3 separate regions of the Homo sapiens genome follow, and all the other regions are linked to region 3. The links are chromatin loops, found by intact Hi-C in ENCODE. Cell type or tissue: Caco-2. All regions are shown on one strand.

Region 1 (8,000 bases), 120 kb after region 3:
TCCTGGCAGCGATGGTGGGCAGAGATAGAAAGGGAGAGTGAGATGGAGAGGAATGACATCCAAACAGAGGAGAAGACAGGAGGATGAGTAGACAGAGAAATAGGCAGGAAGCAAGCCTTTGTGGAGATACTTTCTCAAAGGCCCCAATGTGGAGAACTTGTTTCCCTTCTGAGACATAAGAAAGGGCATTAACTTTTTTAAAAAGGTACGATTCCTGTTTCTGCCTCCAGCTCTCTACTGCTTTGGGTCATACATGAATCTTTCAGAAAGACAGTGATCTAAACCCTGTCCCAGCGGAGTCCAAGGAAGGTAGAAAGTTAGGATAAGGAGAGGTAGCCCCATTGTATAGGATGAGTATCTGTCCTGTCCCACAGTGGACTACTGGGTGGGGAAGAGCCACCACCAACTCTGGATCTTCTAGCCTGAGAGAAAGGTGATTTCCTAACTCCCTTGACTTTTCACCCTCTTCAGAGGGTCACCACAGATATCTGTATGAGGCCAGAGAGACTGGGCACTCCCATGGGTATAAGCGTATAAACCCTACTTGCAGTTTATGAAGTTTATCAAGTACCACTGGGCATGATGGTGTGTGCCCATAGTCTCAGCTATCCAGGAGGCAGAGGCAAGAGTATCACTTGAGCTTAGAAGTTTGCGGGTACAATGAGATATGAATGCTCCAATGCACTACAGCTTGGGAGGCTGAGCAAGACCCTGTTTAAAAAAAAAAAAAGACTTTTATCAAGTACGTAATATATAAAAACAATATCTGGGTTTAGACTGCCACAAAGTCTACTTATGCTCTTTCCTGCACATAGTGCAAAGTATTGCACCCTATGCATATTATGAATGATTGCTCTCAATACATAGAAGTGATTGCATACTTCAGCTGCGGCTGCTGCTTTCCCCCTCCAACTTTATTCTCCACAATTTGGAATGTTTCAGAGATCTTCAAACATGTCATGATCTTTCAGGCATCTATACATGTCCGTGGTTCCCTCTACCTCAAATGTCTCTCTTTTCTCCTCTGCCAGAAATTTTTTATTAGTCTGGGTTTTAGCCCATTGCAGCACATAGTATTTGTTCAGGAAGTGTTGATGGAATGAAAGAAAGAATGAGTGAATAATTCCCTTCTCCACTGTCTTAGAACGTTCTATATGTGTCACTCATTTTACTTATCACACTGTGTTGCTTCTTACGTATCTGCCACAGATTCTTGATGTCGAGCACTGCTGCCTGGCAGGATAAACCAATAGAAGAGTGCCTGAAATATAGCAAATGTTCAACAAATTATTGTTGAATTGATCTGAACTGTTCACTCCCTCTTGGACATCTGCTTATTCACTGCACTTGGGCACCTGTATGTCTGTATGCGGTGCCGTCTGTGTGTCTTTCCTCAAATGCAGGTGTTTTTGTAATATGGCTTTCTGGCTTGACGTGATGTGATTGTCTTGGGCAGAAGTTAGCATACTTCCAGTGTCCAGGACTAAGAAGTATATTTAGCTGGTTATTTTGATTTAGATTCTTCTATTGAACTCTAAATTTTTAGTTAGTTCAAGATCCAAGAACCTTTGGAAATGCAGACTCTACAGGACCATATTTCACCAACAAGGGCTTTTTAGTTCCAGCAGCCTTTGGAAGTCCCACGTGGCTCTATGCACTGTGCGATATCCAGGCAAAATGAATCCCCTTCCCTCACAACCTACGAGTTCTGGGCTGTAAGTCATGTCACGCCCTACATTGTATAGGAGGGAAATCCAGTACTTCCTTGAAGGGGAAGAGATATTCATGAATTAGCAACCTAGATGAAGGCAGGGTAGCAGAGCTGTTAGGAGAATTGATTTCGAAATTAGCCCTGAGGTTGAATCTCATCTCTATCCTTTGTCAGATGTGCAACTTTGGACAAGTTACTGAATTGCTCTTAGCCTCTAATACCTATGTCACAGGGTTTTCCTAATGATTCAGTCAGTTAATGCACATCAAACATGCAGCTCAGAGTAGGTACTCAGTAGCTGCTGGGTCATTCATCCAATTCAGGCTTACGGAGGCTGTGGCACCTCAGTCGGCTTAAGTGCTCTTGCTTTGATTTTGTATATAGAATCCCCTTAAAATCAGCAATTGTTGGTACCCCTACCCTATCCCCTTTTCTTCACTTTCTGACTTCTTGAAAAATCTAAGAGCTTAGCTTTTCCAAATGTGTGATCTGGAGCATCTCTTCTGTTCCAGGAGCAGCTTACAACCCCAAAGCTATCTAATGTCATTTGGAATGTTTTTGGCTATTATTAATTCAAATACTTTTCCTGCTTTATTCTTACTCTCTTTCTTCTGGGACTTCAATTACATATATGTTAGATGATTTTATATTGTACTATGAATTCTGGAGACTTTTATTTTTTGTCCACTTTATTTTTATTTTTTTTATTGTTTTTGAGATGGAGTCTCGCTCTGTCACCCAAGCTGGAGTGCAGTGGCGCCATCTCGGCTCACTGCAACCTCCGCCTCCCAGATTCAAGCCATTCTCCTGCCTCAGCCTCCTGCGTAGCTGGGATTACAGGCACACGCCACCACGCCTGGCTAATTTTTGTATTTTTAGTAGAGACAGGGTTTCACCAATTGGTCAGGATGCTCTCGAACTCCTGACCTCGTGATCTGCCCACCTCAGCCTCCCAAAGTGCTGGGATTACAGGCGTGAGCCACCACACCTGGCCCTGCCTCTCTACTCTTAAGATAAACCCTGGAGGTAAAGCTAACCATGGAAATTTCTCCCAAGAAGAGGATGGCATCCTTGATGTGAACAGCTTTTCCCGAGTTCACAGATTAAGACTTACTTCTATTATCATGAAACTCTTATCTTTTAATATTTTTTGCTTGCTTATTCCTCTATGAACATAGAAGTGGAAAAGGGGTCTGTTATGTGCACTTATGGGTATACTTTTATTTGTGAAGGGGTTTGTAGCCAGTCTTACGCATGGATAACCTTATACTTTGATAGATAAAAGACAAAGGCTGAATGCAGGTAAGAAACTTTAATGGTACATGTGTTGCCTCATAATCAGTCAAAAACAAAACATTGGTTCGCTCCTTTTAACCCACATCATGGGTTAAAGAGAACATTGCCAGAAGGCCTTCACTCTTCTAAAAGGGCATCATTTGTTAGGTCGTTTTTCCACAGTTTAAAATAAAAGAAGCAATGATTAGAAATGTATCCCTCATGAAAGGTTCTATAACAAATTCTGCTGTAAAGGCTACAGTTACACAACAGACTTTTAAATTCTCTTGTGAAAGTTATGTTAAATAATAGAATTAGCTAAACAGAAAAGTACCTGTACAGCTGCTGGCAATTTTGGCCTATGGGGAAATACATCAAATGAAGATTATAGAAATTCAGTGGTAGGGGATTGATGAAGAAATTGCTTAGTCAAATGAGTGAACTACCTAGCTCATTCTTTGATCTATTTAATTTTAGGAGATTTGGTTTATGGGGACCCTGGATAAGGAGCATATTCCAAACTCTTGGTATTATCCTCCCAATAGTCATAGTAATAGTCTCCCTGCTGCACTGTATTCTCTCAAAAATTTTAAATGCTTGCATGCAGCCATCTCTAGAATGTCATATAGTCTGTCTCCAATTTGAACGACAAGAGCTGAAAGAAATGTGCAACCGTGAGGACACCGTAACCTATGAATGACATGCTGAAATCGGAAACCCAAAATGATGGTAACTGAGAGTGGCACTAAGGCCGTAAGTTTTGGTCACACTCTCATGTAAGTAAGAACCTGACCAAAAAAAGGGGGAATTAAAAAAAAAATTCTGGGAGGCCATTGTTTTGGATTGAGCTCATACACTAGGCCCCAACAAACCAAACCAAAATAGAATTGCTCATGCTAAGACTTTAAGGAAGCACAGAGATTCTAGAACAGTCCAGGTTTTGTTTTTTTCCTGCTGCACATCTCTATAACAAACATTTCTGACAGCGTAGGTATCCGCTCCCTGAAGTTGCCATTAAATCTTTTAACCAAATTCATTTCCTGTTGCCTAGAGACCATCAAGCTTCAGATGATCATGCAACAAAAGTTCCAGGTGAAGACACCACCCCTGGCCATTTAAGGAGCTACCCTGCCACCAATAGACAGAGTAGGGTGAGAGTTCTGTGATCCTCAACAGGGACTATGCCCCAAGCCAGCATGAAGCAGTTACAGAAAAAAGACCATCGGTCCCTCTGACTCTCATAAAATGTATGGGGATCACATCTCTCAGTGGGGAGATGAAGCAGGAAAATAGGGTCTGGAGGCAGGGAACATAAGGCCAATTCACACTTTAGCTATGACAGGAATATCCTCTCCATTGGGAATAGAGCCAAGTAAATGACTTTGTAACTTTATGTCATCCTTTCCATTTACATAGGGCATACCCCAAGTAATCAGTGGAATCCTCTAGGGGGTATTTCAACTCCCAAAAATTCTGTAACGGGACCTTTTAGCTCCCAAGCTCAGGCCTGCTCCCACACCATGGAGTACTTTCATTTTCATTAAAACCCTTCTTTGTGTGTGTTGTCCAATTCTTTGTTCAACACGCCAAGAATCTGTACACCTTCCACCGTTAACACATATACTAAAATTGGAATGATACAGAGAAGATTAACATGCTCCTTGCACAAGGATAACATGCAAATTTGTGAAGTGTTTCATTTAAAAAAATCATAATTTTTTTTAAAAAGAAAAGAAAATGAAGAAAAACTAATAAAAATAAAAACAAAAATAAAAATATTCCTGGCTACACACAAAAGATTTGGCTATGAAAATGTTCATTGCAGCCCTATAATACACATGTATAGACACAATTTTTATTATTATAATGAGATAACTGTAATATAGCTTAGTAACCAAAGCTCCTTCTGAGTAGGGTGATTAGGGTGATTAGAGGAGATTCTGTTTTTATTCTCTCTCTCTTGTTTTTCTCCCTTGATTTCTACTGTGGACATGTGCTGTTACAATAAAGGGAATAATCCAAATAAAGCATTTGCAGAAGGGATAAATTCTCACCCCAGAGGTAGTTTGTCACTGGTTGGCCATGAGTGATGAGGCAGCAAAGATGCCATAAATAGATGGGAATAGGGATCTCAATATATTTCTTTGTGTCCTGAAGCATTCTCTGCTAAGTGTTGCATGATTGGTACAGATGGTAAGTGGTACAGGAGATTAGAATCTCTTTCGGGATTGGCTCAGGGTTGGGGTGAGCCTTGTGCACCAGGAAAAAGAACGGCATTTTTTCTTTCTTTTCTCTTTCTTTCTTTTCTTTCTTTCTTTCTTTCTTTCTTTCTTTCTTTCTTTCTTTCTTTCTTTCTTTCTTTCTTTCTTTCTTTCTTTTTCTTTCTTTCTTTCTCTCTCTCTCTCCTTTCTTTGTTTCTTTCTTTCTTTTTTCTTTTTTTTTTTTTTTTTGAGATGGAGTTTCACTGTTGTCACCCAGGCTGGAGTGCAATAGCGTGATCTCAGCTCACTGAAACCTCTGCCTCCTAGGTTCAAGCATTTCTCCGGCCTCGGCCTCCCGAGTAGCTGGGATTACAGGTGCCCATCACTACACCTGGCTAAGTTTTGTATTTTTTAGTAGAGACAGGGTTATGCCATGTTGGCCAAGCTGGTCTCGGACTCCTGACCTCAGGTGATCCACCGGCCTCAGGCTCCCACAGTGTTGGGATTATAGGCGTGAGCCACTGTGCCTGGCCAAGAACTGTATTTTCTAGAAGCCCAGGCTAAGTCTGAGGTTCATGGAGTCTAACATCTATATTGCTTGGAAAATGCAGCTTTTGGATTTTAGGTATCAACTTCTATCTTTGGGGTTGGGAAAATCCTTGAAATTTTTAGCTGCAGAGGGAATCCACGAAGAAACGGAATGTGGGAAATCGAAGGGAATGCAGAAACAGTCCTGCAGGCACACTGCAACCCATGAGATCCTAGGTGCTAAGAGTTCACTGTGTACAGTAAACTGTTCTGAGGAGTGTTAGATTTTTCCTTTTTTAAGAAATTCAAAACACACTTCAAAATATATTGCTCCACTATTGTTTTACAAGCAACTTCTAAAAGGCTGAGGCATCTGCCCTTGGTTTCTGCGCCTCTGTTGGGCAACATTATGAAGCTTGTATAGCTGAATGCTGACAGGTGAGTTGAAAATCGTTACAATGACAGTTAGGACCCAATGTTGTGCAACAGTGTCTGGCTCCAGGTTCCCAGTTTGGATCTCAAGGAAAGGAAAGTCTTCTATCTGATATGTTTTGGATGTGTACACGGGGCTGGAGGTTGAGTGGGTGGGAGTGGGAGACATGGGAGCGTAGGAAGAGGAAGACACGTGACTCTGGATATTAACCAGCTGGTGAAGGAAATTTTTAAAAAGGAAATGGAATTTATTACCTAGCCCTTGAATAAGCAGTAAGCTGGGAGACCATGATTTAGGTTAGGGATAAGGCAGTGGGTGGCATCTTGCTGTCCAGGGAAGAAATTAGAGAGTCATAAATATATATACATATATATTATATATAAAGGAAAGAGGTTTTATATATATTATATAAAGGAAAGAAGTAAGGAAGAAAAGAAGGAAGGAAGGGAGGGAAAGAGAGAGAAAGAAAGAGAAAAAGAAACAATTTCAATGCCATTGGCAAACAATCAACCATGAGTAATAGTCCTTGTTAAAGAACACAAAGCTGATATTGACAACTTAGAAAATAAATTTTTATCTTCATTTGGAATTTCTAAAAAGTTTTTTTTTTTCCAGTGAAGGTGAGTCCTGGCTAACTGAACAGTATTATCTAAAAAGTAGTTCCGTTTTCCCACCTCTGGCAGCACTGCTGTTGTTTCAAAAGATTCCTCCATGATGGAAACCCCTTATAAGGTCCAGCACCCTGTGTTCACCACCAGTGTGCTCCACAAAGTGAGCAGGAGGAAAACGTGTACACCTCATTGGCACGATCTGTGTACAGTGTGCTGGGCAGTAACTGGTTAACCCCCAAAGGCCACAACTTCTTCAGTACCAAGTGGGAAATAAAAGAGACTACTCTCATCTGCCCTATAAATGACATGACTGATTGGCAGCCAATGGCACACAAACTCCCTGAGAAGTGGGGGTAGTTCCATGGATATTTAAGGCTGTAAGTCTTGAAGGAGAGGAATTGAGGGGTTCGTGCTCTCTCTAGGACCACCTAGCTAACAAAGGCCTTTATTCTAGACAAGGAGAAGCCCATTTCAACTACTGGAGATCCAGTTACCATTCAATACCTCCCTCTTAATTAAAATGTAAACTTCTGAACATAGAAGTTTGTGGTCAATCAACACAAAGAGGCTGATTATCCCAAAAATCTACTTTTCTGGAAGTAAATGTTCAAATGGAGATGATCAAGTCATATTACCTAAGAAAGGTTATAGGGGACTTTTGGAGACTTCTTTTGGACTTATACATCTAGATTTTATTTCCTTTTAACCATCTTAATAGATTTTTTTCTGCATCCAGAGAATTAGAATTTAGAAGTGTTGAAATATAGCCAGGTTTGAGCTTGTATAGAAACTGCTTTTGGAGCACATGCTGTTCTTAATTTGTTAGTAATTAGAAGTAATTACTAAACAGCTTCTGCCAGAAGTGAAGAGTTCTATGTTATCTTTGATACATAATAAATGACTCAGGGTAGACCCACATTAGTTTGCTTATCCATGAATCAAGAATAATTTAAGTCAATAATAAGAAAATAGTAGATAAAAAGGAAAATTAAACTTTCAAACAGCAGTTCCAAATGTTATGGAAAATGAATGAGATTGTAAAAGGTGAATAAAAAATGCAATCTGGTTGGAGTTTGGTTGTGCTTGCAAATTCGTTAAGCGTTTTTTTCTGAAACTTGTTCTACAGAATGTTAATGCCAAGAAGCAAGTGCAATGAAATCTTAGGCCTTGGGCCAGTGGGAGGCCTACTTCTACTCGTTTCAGTTCTTGCTTTCTCACATTAAGTCTGGCAGCCTCAGGTC
Region 2 (8,000 bases), 89 kb after region 3:
GTTTGCACTATTTTGTGGTGGATTAGGGTCATTGTTTGGTCATCAGCTCACATTTCCCACCTCACTACAGATTAAAGTTTAGCAATGTTTTATAAGAGATGCAAAATATTCACTGATTTTCTTCTGACATTATAAGTATGTGTTTGTGTGAATGTTATGAACAAGAATAAGGTAGCCGAAGGTCTAGAAATACCAGGAAAGATAGCCTGATAGAAGCAGTTGGCTCATTTTTAATAAAAATGATTCCATGTACCCCTTATGGCATTTGTGCAATAACTTAGCCAATATTTATTATAGGGCATTGGGCTGAACGTTCTGTGACCTTGTGATATCCTCTAGAAATTATTGGTTTTTCAAAAATAAATCCCTTATACGAGCTTGTTTAATAGCTGCTAGAGAGGGTTTTTGTGGGTTTTAATAAGGTATAAGTGATGTCCTGTAGGCTGCTGCCAGATAGGAGCTTTGGTGTCATTTTTCATTGGGAAAGAGAGTGGTTTTTCTAAAGGTCTGGGGGAGGGGTGTGGGAAGTTGGGGGAATGAGTAGCTTTCTCTGGATCCAGCTGGGAAAAGATGGGTTGAGTAGAACTCTTGTGCCCACCAGGAGGCCTTGGGAGCTAAGACTAAGATGCAACTCAGAGGGAAATAGCCGCCCTTCCGTGTGGTGGAGTTTAGTTTCAGCTTCAGCTCCCTGAAAATTAGGGGTCTTGGGGTCTGTGACGTCAGATGACAAATATTTGTGGATCCTCTCCAGACCTGAGGAGGTTCTCTGATAATCGGCACTTGTTGTTTAAAAGGCAGATGGTGATGAACTGGGCTGGGAAATGATCGGAGTTGCCCAGAGGTAGGGAGGGTCCCCTGACCTTTTTCAGGGGACCCCACCTATGGAGGCATATACTCAGGCACTCGATCCATGTCCCCACTGCTGCTTCTGACCCCTTCTGTCCACCTGACCCTTAGAACACACCTAATTTTCTCTTTTGACTCCTGTGATGTGCTTCTTTCTCCAAAAACAGGGCATAGCAAGGCAACAATGACCACTGTTTAAGAAGTCTGGGTCCTGGGGTTCAAAGGAACTGAGGGTTTACTTTTTCTATCTCAGGGTCTTTGCCTTGTGTCTTAAATGTATCCCCCAAATCTCTTCCTCTAGGTCTCAGTGCAAATATCACCTCTGCAAGAGACCTTCCCTGGGCTGCCCCGCCCCCAGCACTCCCTGACTTTCACACTTTATCTCATTAACCTGCTTCACTTTCTTCAGGGCTCTGATCTCTAACTGAGCTTATCTGAGATTTGTATTTCCTCATGTGTGGTTTGCTCTGACTTCCCCCGGTAGACTGGCAGGCAGAGATGTTGTGTCCCCAGTGCTCATATAGGACCTAGCACAGGAGAGATATGTAACTGATATTTTTTATGGACTGGTTGACTGCAGCAGAATGTGATATTTTCCAGGGGAAACAGAATCCAGGTGGATCCCACTAGACTCCTGGGGGTAGCCCACTAACCCCAAATCCTGGGGAAACCATGTCTTCTTTTTATCATCTCACATACATGGACTTTTTCTTTAGAGATCTTAGCACTGTCTGTAAGTATGTATTTGTAAGATTATTTATTTAAGGCCTGTCTGTCTTACTAGGACAAGGATTCATAATCATTTTGTGCCAAGGTTTGCTTTGTTATCTGATGAGGCCTATGGACTCTTTCTCAGAACAATGCATAAAATAAAACACATAGGATTATGAAGAAGACCAATTATACTGAAATACAATCATCAAAGTGTTGAAATACAAATTTATGATATGGTTACATATGTGCTTTTTCATTAACACAAAATCTGGTGGAAGATTTAAACCTACCATAATTCTTGAGCGGTGATGGACACAATTGACTTTTTGAGAAATCTGCAAACACTGTAACTTGATATGAACATGTCTGTGGTTTCTATTGGTGACAGAGGCACAGGACCTTTTTTACTGCTGTGGTTTGTTGCCTGCATTCACAATTGAGTAAAATGCTAAATTTCAGTTAGAGATGACTGAAAATAAACATCTGATTGTTTTCCTACTCATGTTTAATGACTCCCTGAAGCTGATCCATGCATTCTAGGGGGCATCCCTGAATCCTAGGTTAAGAATTCCCGCAGTAGAATATATCACTTATGTTTGGTTCACTATTTTAACACTAGCACCTAGGACATAGTTGGTACTCTTTACATATTTGTGAATGGAAGAAAGGAAGGGACTTTTCTGTGTCTAACACTATTCTCAGAACAAGTTTGCTGAATGAATGAGTGAATTCTGCAGACAAGGCAGTGAGCTATGCAGTAATAAATGAGAGCACCCTCTTCCCCTGCCGGTTCCAGTGACAACTGTATCTTGGGTGAGGTCCTTTTTATTCTGGTGAAATCCATTGAGTGCCTCACCCACAACTAACACTGAATAAGTATTTGAATGATGAAACGCCGCTAAACCTGAGAGAGACAAACACCACCTGTAATTGATCAGGTATGATGGATCAGTGCATTGGGACTTCCATCAGACCAGCCAGCTTTCTCTTTGGGCTGTCTTTGGTTTCCTTTTTCATAGCAGCATCAGCAGCTTTTATTAGCCAATGTCTTTTGCTTGACAGCATCTTTCAGTTGGAACCAGGCTTGCCTTCACCACCTGCCCTTGGTGAATTGTCTTGGATGGACCCCCTTTCCTGTCCTGTGGGACGAGAGAGTCCTGTGGGATAGCAGGCTCACTAGTAAGCTGGTCCTGTCATATGACAGAGATTATTTCAGCCTTTCATGAATATCAACTGGAAAGACCACTGCTATGTAGATTATTGCTTTCACAGTGCTTTACAAGTCAGCAGTCACTGACAGTAATTAAAGGGAAACTCAGTGCTGGTGAAGATGTCAAATTCACTATTCAATGCCTCAGAAAAATTCTTAATATGTCAGCAGTGCAGAAGCGAACGTGCAACTTTGGTAGCAGACACTTTTTTAAAATTTTGGAATGCTTTCTAAGACCAGAATAAATAAATATTCATGCAAGTGCTACAAAAATGAAGGCTCTATTTCTTAATGGGGGAGATATAAATAGCTTGGGGAAAATATATAACAATTTCAGGTGGCTATTATAACTAGATGTTATACATGGACTAGTTTTATTGTAATTGCAAGGTGCAATCCATCTTTCTATGTTATATACTCAACCTATGTAATATCACCTCTTTTCTTTGTAATTTACCCAGTCTCAGGTATTTCTTTGTAACAATGCAAAAATGGACTAGTACACTGGGGCCCCATGCTTCTTGTTCAAAAGAGATCAGCGGCTGTTCAACCAGATGAGCACCTAGTGGAGTCTTTCTCCCTGACGTAATCAGAAGGATTAAACATTAGGGAGAGAAAACAAGCAGATCAAATGGTAAACATGCTCTGGTATTCCCCACCTGCCTTACCCCCGAGTTTATTGGCTTGCTTAACGTGATACTAAGTGGTGACTAATTATACTTTCCTTGGATCACAGCACCTTACGAGTAATGGTTTGAGGTTCAAGATGCTTGTCTAGCTAGATAATCATCTAATTATCCTTCTTCTCGTTAGGTTAGTGGGATATACATGGTCTCAGATAAGATACTCAAGGTAATAGAATATGGCTTCAGTGATGGAAGAAAATGATGTCCCCTCTTTTTAAACTCCTTAAAACTCCTGGCCTATTCTGCAAATGTGGCACTCAGTGGACTTGATTCTCAAATTGCATCTTCCTCTCCATGTGGCCCCCTCTTCAGTGATTCTTTGAGAATCTGTGGTTTTCAATTTTGGTTGCCCATTAGAATTACCTGGGAGTGATTTTGTTTTTTTGAACCACACATGCCTGGACCCCTCTCCAGGAGTGAGCACCACAGCTGATAGCCTTCAACAGCCAGGCTTCAGGACATTGCTCTAAATTCCCCATAACTACTCTCAGTGTATTTCTGTTCAGATCCCTGTAGACGGTGCTCAACCTGGGTAATACGGTTTAATTCTGTGTCCCTGCTCAAATCTCATGTTCAATTATAATAATCCCCAATGTGGTAGGTGAGGCCTGGTGGGAGATGATTTGATCATGGGGGCAGATTTCTCCCTTGGTAATGTCATTGAGATAGTGAGTGAGTTCTCATGAGATCTGGTTGTTTTTTGTTTTTGTTTGTTTGTTTGTTTGTTTTTGAGACAGAGCCTCATTCTGTCTCCCAGGCTGGAGTGCAGTGGCGTGATCTCGGCTCACTGCAACTTCTGCCTCCTGGGTTCAAGCGATTCTCCTGCCTCAGCCTCCCAAGTAGCTGGGACTACAGGCGTGGACCACCACGCCCGGCTAATTTTTGTATTTTTAGTAGAGATGGGGTTTCACAATATTGGCTTGAACTCCTGACCTCAAGTGATCCACCCGCCTCGGCCTCCTCAAATGCTGGGATTACAAGCATGAGCCACCGCACCTGGCCAGAGCTGGTTGTTTTAAAGTATGTAGCACCTCCCTTCCCTCTCTCTTGCTCCTCCCACTTTGCCTTCCGCCTTCGTGGTAGGTTTCCTGAGGCCTCCCCAGAAACTGAGCAGATGCCGGAATTATGCTTCCTGTACAGCCTGCAGAACGGTGAGCCAATTAAACCTCTTTTCTTTTTAAGTTACCCAGTCTCAGGTATTTCTTTGTAGCAATGCAAGAACAAACTGGTACACTGTGGCTCGTGCTTTTTGTTCAAAAGAGATTAGCAGCTGTTCAACCCAGATGAGCACCTAGTGGAGTCTTTCTCCCTGATGTAATCAGAAGGATTAAACATTTGGGAGAGAAAGGGAGCACAAATTTCTCATATTTGACGTCAGAAAGCAAAACTCATGAACTAATTCTGAGATATTTTAAAATTCCAGCTCTCAGCAATGGTGTATTTTGTAATTTATTGGATTTTAATCTAATTGCTTAATGACAGATTGCAAGGCCTGTGTCATATTTCCAAAAGATTCAGCAATTCGGTTTCCACCACCATCTCTAGCCTTATCTTGAGTTGATTGCACTTCACAGTCTACATTTCTACCATGCAGGGCAGCAACTTGAAGAAGGTTTGAATGTTCCCATCCCCTGTCCTGGCTCACATTGCTCCTCCTACATACAATACTTTTCTCTTCATCTGTACCACTTGAAATCTTACTCTTTCTTAAAGACCCAACTCAAATACTACTGTTTTTCATGAAGATTTTTCCTCCCTCCAATTCTGGAATCAACATCTTTCTCCAATATGTTTTTTTTTGTTTGTTTTTTGAGATGGACTCTGGCTCTGTCATCCAGGCTGGAGTGCAGTGGCGTGATCTCGGCTCACTGCAACCTCTGCCTCCCAGGTTCAAGTGATTCTCCTGCCTCAGCCTCCTGAGTAGCTGGGATTACAGGCACCTGCCACTACGCCCAGCTGATTTTTGTATTTTTAGTAGACACGGGGCTTCACCATGTTGGCCAGCCTGGTCCAATATGTTTTTACACCACTTTTATTTCTGTTCTAGTCTTTGCAAATTCTTACAAAGTCATTTCCAATACTTAGTTCAGAGGTTTTACAGATAGAGCAAATCCTGTAACATCCGAATTTTAACCTACCCATTTGGGCAATGTTGTGACTTGCATAAGGCTACAATCTGCATGTCTATCTTTCCCTCCTGAGGCCAATGACCTCAATAGTTAAAGCCCAGTCTCTTTTTTTGCAATACATATTTGTGGAATTAAAAATTGCCTCAGCCATCTCTAGCAGAGTTTAACTTTCAGAATAGCTTCTTCAAAGGACATCTGGCTATATCCAGTACATTTGTTCAGGATGGCTCATGAGTGACTGTTAAGTCTCAGTAAAAAGATTAAGACCTCTAGCCCAGTGTTTCTCAATTAGGCAGTGCATTCCTAAGATGGATATGTGTGGAATGTTTTTTGATTATCACAATGACTGGAGGTGTTAGCGGGTTTTAGTGGACAGGAGCCAGGAATGCTAGATATTGTGCAAAGTTTCCTCACAAAAAGAGTTGTCACATTGAAAATATCAATTGTTCCCCAACCCCTAAACCTATATTGACAGATATACCAATCCACATTACAAAATAAAAAATAAACTTGATTTGGAGAAAAGGGGGAAGCTCCTAAAACTCACTTTAAAGTCACAAGCAAAATGTCCTGGGCTTGTTATCAGATAGGCAAAGATTACAAAGTTCAATGATACCTGGTTGGTGAAACAGGAATTCTCACATAATGTAAGTGAGAATGTAACATTAGATGACCTTTTTGAGGACAACAAAATTTATTGATATTTAAAATGCACACTTTTTTGACCTAGCAATTTCACTACAAGATATTCGCCCTACAGATGTATTTACACAAGGGCCCCAAATTGCATGTATAGGAATGTTCATTACAACATTGGTTGACATTACAAAACAGCAAGAACAAACTATATATCTACCAAAAAGAAAATGGTTATGTCAGTGTTGGTACATCCAAATAATGGTACGTGACTATATGAAAAGACTGCCAAGATACATTAAGTAGAAAAAAGTGAAGCATGGTATACAAAATATGATTGATTTATCTTCAAAGTGTATAAATGTACATATATACAAACAGAGACAGTCCTTGCTTTTCATGGTTTGATACGAACAAAATTCAGTTACCATGTTTTAGTTAAATAATATCAGTCCCCAACAACACAGTTCAAATTCAGTCACCACAGCATGTTAACCGTGAGTCATTTAGATAAATCACAAACTTAACTACTGGCTCTTCAGTCCACAAATCACTATATAAATAATCGATACCCTTCAAAGTCTACCCTTGATTGGTCATCGACTATTTGTTATTCAGTTTACTAATAGACGGAAAAGTGTATAATTGTGTAGCCTGTCTCCAGTGATAAACTCTAAACTCATGTGACGTTTTACAAAAATGCATAATTGAGAGAAGGAATTAAGCCCAACAAAGAACGGAACAGAGATAACACTGGCAGATAAATTCACAGTCAGCGTAAATGGGGTTATAGAAGAAATCACTAGGCTGAGGAAGGAGAATCGCTTGAACCTGGGAGGCAGAGGTTGCAGTGAGCCAAGATCACACCACTGCACTCCAGCCTGGGCAACAAGAGTGAAACTCCATCTAAAAAAAAAAAAAAAAAAAAAAAACTGACTATGGGAATGTTGACCATGCTGCCATTTGAGAGACTCTAGATATGCAATCAGAGGAACTTAGTGGAGGCGAGTCTGTCAACCTTAATAAGAAAAATGGTTGTGATGAAAAGGAGGAAGGTGTCCCAGAGGAAGTGACACCAGCCAAACAGCCAAATACTTCATATTTAAGGAAGTCTTGGAGTCACTTTGTAACACTGAAAGTACAAAGAATAAAATAATGGAAGCTGATCCAAATTTAGAAAGAAATATGACAATTTAGCAAGGCATAAAAAATATAGTTCATATTATTTATATTACAAAAAGAAGGCAAGCAATGTTTAATCTTTATAAACCTTTTAGAACAAGATACTTGTCAATATTCCTAACGTTTTATATTACAGTGTACTACATAGCAATATTACTGTATTTTGTTTTCCCTTACATTTATAACCAACAGTAAGAGAGGTTTTAAAATTTTGACAAAAAATTGTAAAGGTGATGGAACAGTTGTAATTTTTTCCATTGAATATTAAGATCAATTTGCATGCTTTTTTTTTTTTTTTTTTTTTTTTTTTAAAAACAGTGTCTCACTCTCTCACTCAGGCCAGAGTACAGTGGCTCAATCTCAGCTCACTGCTGCCTCAACCTCCTGGGCTCAAGCGATCCTCTTGCCTTGATCTCCCAAAGTGCTGGGATTATAGGCATGAGCCACTGCACCTGGCCACTTTGCATGGTTTTAGTTAGTGCAGTCATTAGATCCTGTGCTCTGCAAAGTGAGGTCGGCTTATATAAGATATAAATATATACATCTATATATTTACATATATAAACAATGTATATAATATATTTGTATTTTTTAAAA
Region 3 (8,000 bases):
GAGCCCAGGAGTTCAAGGCTGCAATGAGCTACAATCATGCTGCTGCACTCCAACCTGGGAGACAGAGTGAGACCCTGTCTCAATTTAAAAAAAAATAAAAAAGACCAACTGGGCATATTTCTATGGGTCTATTTCTGGAATCTCTGTTCTGCTTCATTCATCTATTAGGTTGGTGCAAAAGTAATTGCAGTTTTTGCCATGTCTACCTTTTCACCAATATTACACTTGATATCTTGAAAACCATATTGAAATAAGATAGGATGATTCCTCCAACTTTCTTCTTTTTCATAATTATTTTAGCTCTTCTAATGCCTTTATCTTTCCATATGAGTTTTATTTGTTGTTTGTTTTTTTTGGAGACAGGATCTCACTCTGTCACCCAGGCTTGAGTGCAGTGGCGTGATCATGGCTCGCTGCAGCTTCAATCTCCCGGGCTCAAGCAATCCTCCCACCTCAGCCTACCAAGTAGCTGGGACTACAGGCGCATGCCACCATGCCTGGCTAAGTTTTGTATTTTTTTGTAGAGTTTTGCCACGTTGCCCAAGATGGTGTTCAATTCCTGAGCTCAAGCAATCTGCCCACCTCAGCCTCCCAAAGTGCTGGGATTACAGGTGTGAGCCACCGCACCCTGCCTCCATATGAATTTTAGAATCAGCTTGTCTGGTATATCTACAAAAATCCCTGCTGGGATTTAGATCAGAATTGCATTAAATCTATACATCAATTATGGGAGAACTGACATCATTACTATGTTGAGTCATCCAATCCATGAACAACTTATGTCTCTCCATTTACTTTGGCATTCATTGATTTCTTTCATCAGTGTTTTATAATTGTCAGAGTATAGATCCTATATATATTTTGTTACATACCTAATCCTTACCTTTTGGAGCTATGTCACACAATGTATTTAAATTTCCATTTTCAGTTGTACATTGTTAACATATAGAAATAACAAGTGATTTTTGTGTGTTAACCTTGTATCTTGCAGCCCTGCTAAAATCACTTATTAGTCTTAAAATTTATTTTGTAATTTCTTGGGATTTCCTGTGTAGAAAATCATGCCATCTGTGAATAGGGACAGTTTTGTTTCTTTCTTTTCAAAATGCCTTTTATTTCTTTTTCTTGCCCTGTTGCACTGGCCCAGGTTTCCAGTGAGATATTCAAAAGAAATGGTGAGAATGGACACCTTTGCCTTATTCCTGCTCTTAGGGGGAAAGCATTCAGACTTTCAGCATTAAATATAAGCTGTAGTGTAGTGTAGTGTGTGTGTGTGTGTGTGTGTGTGTGTGTGTGTAGAATTCTTAAGAGTTTAAGGCAAAACATGCTTAATTTTTCTTCTCCTCTGCTATGGTATGAATGTGTATGTCCTCCTTCAAATTCATATTTTGAAACCTAATCATCAATGTGATGGTGTTAGAAGGTGGGGCCCTTGAGAGGTGATTAGGTCGTGAGGGGAGAGCCCTCCTGAATGGGATTAGTGCCTTTTTGAAAGAGTCCCAGAGAGCTGCCTTGCCACTTCCACTGTGTGAGGAAACAGCTAGAAGGCATCATTCATGAGCCAGGAGGTGGGCCCTCAGCAGACACGGAATCTAATGGCACCTTGATCTTGGACATCCTGGCCTCCAGAACTATAAGAAATAAATGTCTGTTGTTTATAAGCTACGTAGTCTGTGGGATGTTGTTACAGCAGCCAGAACAGACTATGACACCCTCTCTCAGTTTTTAAAGTGATTTCTGTCTCAATTCCATCAATTTCAAACCATGTGGTTAATAACTAAACGACTTCCTGGCTTTTGTAACTATGAATTCAATAAAATTTAACTTATGAGTGTTGTATTGATTGCTTTCAGGAAATAGCTCAAGAACATAACAGATAAAAGGCAGGTCTGTTGCTCTTGCTAAGGGACAGTATCCCTTGTCCCTGCAGTGAACAGCATACCTTCTAACTCTCAATTTGTTTACGGTGGAGCTGAAGCCCTAAGTAGTCCAGAAGCTTGGGGGAACATGGTAGGATGAGGGAGGGACCCTGGTCTAGCCAATCAGATCACCATGTTCCTTTGGTCCCAAGACTATATTGAGGAATGGAGCTCTGACTCAGGGCTGAGTTAGCCTAAGGCTAAGGCCATGGAGTCTTGTTTGAACTAATAGGGATCAGAAACTTTATCTCTCCTGCTGGGTGTGGAACTGGGAAAAAGAAACCTTGACCTGTGCTGGCAGCTGTATCAACACCAGGGAAGAGTCTTGCTTGGGAGTGAAAATGACACAGGTGTAAAGAGACTGTATGTAAGGAGACAACAGGTCCAGATGATATTAAACCCCTGTACTGGAAGCCAGGTACTGTTTCTAGACTCTTATGGTATCTGAGCCATAAATTTTATATGTCACCCCCGCCTCCTTACACCTTTCTGGATTAAGCCTGTTTGAACTGGATTTTCTGTTGCTTACAATTAGAAGAGTCCTAAATTATAGTGGGGAGACAGAGAAGCTGCCACTGGTATTCTAGGTGCCTTCTCCGCCAGCCACATTTGCCCTCCTTGCATGGAAGAAAGGCTGGTAGATGCACGGGCAATGCTTTCTAGATGTAGAGGCCTAGGGCTAGGCTTGTGTGAACAGCAGGAGATGGTCCTGCTGGTATATAGCTAGAGGCTGTGGAAGCCATTCTTACCTCTCATTTCCCATAATGCCCTTAAGCAACAGCCACCAGTATCACCAGATGTTATCAAAATAGACTGGGCGTAGTGGCTCATGCCTGTAATCCCAGCACTTTGGGAGGCCAAGGTGGGCGGATCACTTGAGGTCAGGAGTTTGAAACCAGCCTGGCCAACACAGCAAAACCCCATTTCTACTAAAAATGAAAAAATTAGCCAGGCATGGTGGCACATGCCTGTAATCCCAGCTACTTGGAAGGCCGAGGCAAGAGAATTGCTTGAACCTGGGAGGCAGAGGTTGCAGTGAGCTGAGATCATACCACTGCACTCCAGCCTGGGGGACAGAGCAAGATTCCATCTCAGTAAATAAATAATAATTTCCCTGCCATCATTCCTAGACTTTGTATCTTTTCAACACTTCTTGATGTCCCGAGAAAACCTTTCAGCATGGCACCTCATGCCATATGGCTCTGTGCTAGTCACTCTCCATTTGCCCTCCGATTCACCCTCTGTCTTTCTTTGTCCTGCTCTGTGCACTGGGAGGGCTGATCCAGGGTTCCTTGCCTCTGGTTTTGGCTGGGTTTAGCAAATGAGAGGCAGTAGCTGTAGATCTTAATGGTAGAAAGAGACAGAGGTTGGGTTTTTTTTTTTATTTTCTCCCGCCCTCCCTTCCCCTGTTCTTCTGCAGCCACATAGGCCCTGCCTTTTGGTTCCCTGCCACAACTCAGCCCTCACTGTACTGTGGAAACCCCATCACCCTCTCTTGTCTGTTCAGGCCTAGATGAGCTAATAGCTTCCCAGTTATTCATCCCTGGGTGCCTCACCATCCCTTGCTGATTCCTTTTACCCTGCTGAACTCTATAAATAGTCCCTTGATTCAATTCTGCTCAGTGAAACTCTTTTGAGTCTGCTTCCTGCCAGGTCCCTAACCAATACAGGCCTGCATGTCCTTCTCACCCCCCAATCCCAGCAGATCCAGTCACAGCAAACTCCTTGCTATTTCTTAAAGATGCTCCATGCTTTTTTGTTTACATGCTTTTTTGCTTTCACACTCTTGTTCACACAGATCGCCCTCCCTTGAAAGCCCTTTGCCACTATCTCTGCCTAATAAACTCCTACCCACCCCTTAAAGCCTAGTTAAAAAGCCACCTCCTCCAGAAAGCCTTTCCTAGGCTGTCTTCTCAGGTGGAAAGAATCTCTCCTCTGGACCCTACTCAGTTTTATCTGAATTTCTATTACCCCCTCAAACAGGTCTAATTCGTGCTCTCCTTCCCTTTCATCTCAAGCTCCCAAGGCAGAAGCATTTGTCTGCTCATTCCTGTACCCCACCGCCCCGGCATCAAGCTTGACACACTGTAGGTGTTTGATTGACACCTGCTGCATTGAGCCGAACCAGGACTGCATTTTAATTGCTATTTAATGCACATGCCCAGGAAGCCACTGCACTTTCTAACCTTTGCTCATCAAACCTGATTATGAAAGGCAGGAGAAAATCACTGAGGGAGGATGTCATGAGCAAAGCATGAAAACTGGGCCACAGGAATGTGGATGAATTTATTGTCTCAGGGCCATCGAACCCAGAAGTGTGTCATAAACAGTCTCTCCAGTAACTCCTGACTTGTGAGATGTTCTCCTTTTACAATGGCTATGGTGCTGTACACATGACAATTCAAGTGCCCAGCTCCTCACCTGGGGATGCCTCCTGGGGATGGAGTCTTAGGAGTCCTTTGGGCTCAAGTGAGGGTGAGCTTAGTTGGGAAAGTTAGGACCAGCCCACAGGAATCTAGTCTCTCGAGCAAATATCCAACTGGCTTAGAGCCCAGCAGGTGGGTGAATCTATCAGTCTCGGGACAACCAGACTCTCACTCTCCCACAGGTGTATCAGTACCATGCATGTGTGCTTGGATTATTTCCCGAGATACATATCTATGACTTGTGGATTCCAAAGTCTTGCATTTTCTACCTGTGGTTGACTCTCTTTATTCTACTTTTTTCCTCTTAAAGTGATTTGTTTGCTAATCTCATGGGTGATTCTACCTATCATCTTGTTTGCATTCCTGTGAAGACCCTTTATCTATCCCACGGTCACGTTCCACTCTTTCCCTTCCTCAGTATCAGGGCAAATATTTGGCTTCCAAGCCACTGATGGAATTTCTGTCCCTTGGCTCAGACTTGTACGGTTTGGAGAGGCCCTGGAATCCTCTGCTTGAAGGGTACACCTTTTCCTCCACTTTAACTAACATCACGTGTCCCAGATCACTGCCTCTTTACAATAGCCAGTTTCACATGCCTGTAAACACCTTCTTGGTTCACTACACAATCTTAGGAAGCCATCTCCCTGTGTGTAAATAAAATCTGACCATCTCTCCTGCAGCAGGTTTTAGTCAGGTACAACTTAAGATCAGATCGACCTCTGGGAGAAAGAAGGTGGCCGATCATCCTGGATTTTCTAAACCTGCCACAAGCCTGGAACTCCTGGGCGAACTCTGAACTCAGAATGCTAAGTCGAAGTACCTGGGTCTCCACAACATTCTTCAGCCCGTTCCTTAGGTCTGCTTACAAAACTTGTGTCATCTTGAATGCTCTTCCTCATGACTCCCAACCATGCTGCCTGACTGCTAACTGTTCACCCTTCTCTCTTAACATTTGTGGAGTTGTAACTTTCCCCACTCCCAGAAGGACCACAGAAACATTTACTTTTATCTTTAAGTGAGTTAAGACATATTTTAAGAATTTAAAGAATTTAAGACACAATAACAAACATTCATAAGGAACTTCATGATTTCAAAAAGTAACTCCATGTGGATCAGCTCATTTAATAACAACAGTGGATTACATTAAAGGTCCAGAAATGACTGTGAATGCATCTGGGATGACCACCAGAGACCAAAAAAATCAAACATGGTGAGTATAATCTTTGCACAGTAACACTTGAGGATTTTGTTTACTCTTGGAATCTATTTTTTTTTTTCTTTTTTGAGACAGAGTCTTGCTGTGTCACCCAGGCTGGAGTGCAGTGGCGCCACTTTGGCTCACTTGCAAGGTCCACCTCCCGGGTTCACGCCATTCTCCTGCCTCAACCTCCCAAGTGGCTGGGACTACAGGTGCCCACCACCACGCTCAGCTAATTTTTTTTTGTATTTTTAATAGAGAGGGGGTTTCACCATGTTATCCAGGATGGTCTCCATTTCCTGACCTAGTGATTCACACACCTCGGCCTCCCGAAGTGCTGGGATTACAGGCGTGAGCCACTGCCGCCAGCCTACTCTTGGAACCTTTTATTATATGTCTGTGGGAATCTTCAGCCCCCTTAGTACTGCCCTCATGGAAAACAGATGTTCCCTGGGAAATGAGGGGAGGTTCTAAGAGGGGAGAGAGAATCTAAGAAAGAATTACTGGCTGCATACTCCACACACTGTGATCTGCCAACCCTTTTCCCTAGTACACAGGGCCCTGAATAGGCTTCAGGAAGCCTACACAAGCTCAGTGATGAGCACCAATTAGATAACTTCAGGGTTCTAGATCTTAGGTGCAGTAAGTCCAGTCTTTCACAGTTACTGACTTGAGGTTAAAAAAGCAACCAAGCATTACTCAAGTATTTCCACTTAAGCAAAAGTAGACGTAGATTTCTATTTTTTTTTTTCAAAATAAATAAGCTAGTTGGAGATTATTGGAAAATACCAATATTCAATGCAGATGTTAAACCAGATACAGAGGAGACCCAGGCATGCTATTTAAGGTTATGGTTTCTGAATTGGCAACAAGATCTTTTCTTAGGTTATATCAATTTACTTAACATAGAACAGCATATTTCAGGCCTTTTCCACTTAATAACAAAAGTCATCTGTACACAAAGCCCAAACACAACCATATAGCATTATATGTAAAATGTGCAAATGTACTTTAAAATGCAAGTTATTCTAAAGCACTGGCAGGATAGAATTTCATAGTAATTTGGCCGGGCATGATGGCTCATGCCTGTAATCCCAGCACTTTGGGAGGCTGAGGCAGGTGGATCACTTAAGGTCATGAGTTCTAGACCAGCCTGGCTAACATGGCGAAACCCCGTCTCTACTAAAAGTACAAAAATTAAGTCAGACGGCAGGAGCCTGTAATCCCAGCAATTTGGGAGGCAGAGGTGAGTGGATCACTTGAGGTCAGGAGTTCAAGACCAGCCTGGCCAACATGGTGAAACCCCCTCTCTACTAAAAACATACAAAAATTAGCCAGGCGTGGTGGTGGGCACCTGTAATCCCAGCTACTTGGGAAGCTGAGGCAGGAGAATCGCTTGAACTCGGAAGGCGGAGGTTGCAGTGAGCTGAGTTGGTGCCACTGCACTCCATTCTGGGTGACAGAGACTCTCCATCCCAAAAACTAAAAGTACAAAAATTAGCTGGGCGTGGTGGCACATGCCTATAATCCCAGCTACTCGGGAGGCTGAGGCAGCAGAATTGCTTGAACCCAGGAGGTGAAGGTTGAAGTGAGCCAAGATCATGCCACTGCCCTCCAGCCTGGGTAACAGTGTGAGACACCTTCCCAAAACAAAAAGAAAAACAACAACAACAACAACAAAGAATTTCACAGTAATTAAAAATGTCTTCCTCATTCTAACTAACTTAATCTTTTGCACGTAGAGCCAATGGAAATCCACAAGGCACAACCCAGCATTGATGCTGAATTGAGAAACATCCTCAGATTATTTATTTGTAGATATTAAAATATTATTTTTCTGGGAGCTCATTTCTAAACCTTCATAAAACATTATACTGGTAACTTATGTGTGGTCAGGACAAACTGTTCTGTGAACTTAAAAGGTGAAAGACAAGACCCTATATTGCTATCCAGTATAAAAAAAGGAAATATGGGCCGGGTGCGGTGGCTCACCCCTGTAATCCCAGCTCTTTGGGAGGCCAAGGCAGGTGGATCACCTGAGGTCAGAAGTTCAAGACCAGCCTGGCCAACATGGTGAAACCCCATCTTTATTAAAAATACAAAAAAATTAGCTAGGCATGGTGTTGCACATCTGTAATCCCAGCTACTTGGGAGGCTGAGGCAGGAGAATCGCTTGAACCTGGGAGGCGGAGGTTGCAGTGAGCCAAGATCATGCCGCTGCACTCCAGCCTGGGCGACATAGTGAGGCTGTATCTCAAAAAAAAAAAAAAAAAAAGAAATATATGTACACATACACCCCCACATCGCACACACGAAACTCCACCTAATCCAAACCGAGGCCATTTCCTTATTAGCAAAGGTATTTCATGACAGTTAAATATTACAGACTTATTTACCACTTGTTTTGGTCAATCTTGCTACAAAAAGACACTGAAACAGACAAGTTTCTTCTTCAAG

What was found. A loop is a pair of places that touch in the nucleus more often than their neighbours do. Peaks named below come from ENCODE experiments on the same cell type or tissue, not always from the same donor. Only the 100,000 strongest peaks of a DNase experiment are listed, where the experiment ranks them.
Region 1: it touches region 3 in a loop (3-fold over the local background); 4 of 110 quality-filtered maps call a loop at or near these places.
Region 2: it touches region 3 in a loop (9-fold over the local background); 2 of 110 quality-filtered maps call a loop at or near these places.

What each region holds. Positions count from the first base shown.
Region 1 is chr9:4,383,102-4,391,101 of GRCh38, reverse strand. It overlaps a transcript of GLIS3 not described here and the pseudogene RNU6-694P. Among named protein-coding and RNA genes, the nearest start is that of GLIS3, 87 kb to the right of the region's middle. In Caco-2, no CTCF peak of the experiment used is centred here; no DNase peak of the experiment used is centred here.
Region 2 is chr9:4,415,966-4,423,965 of GRCh38, reverse strand. It overlaps a transcript of GLIS3 not described here. Among named protein-coding and RNA genes, the nearest start is that of SLC1A1, 71 kb to the left of the region's middle. In Caco-2, no CTCF peak of the experiment used is centred here; a DNase peak (open chromatin) is centred at 4,465.
Region 3 is chr9:4,504,864-4,512,863 of GRCh38, reverse strand. All of the region lies in intron 1 of SLC1A1 (solute carrier family 1 member 1), which reads right to left. Among named protein-coding and RNA genes, the nearest start is that of SLC1A1, 18 kb to the right of the region's middle. RefSeq lists an enhancer at 6,050-6,109. In Caco-2, no CTCF peak of the experiment used is centred here; DNase peaks (open chromatin) are centred at 2,123, 4,483 and 4,823.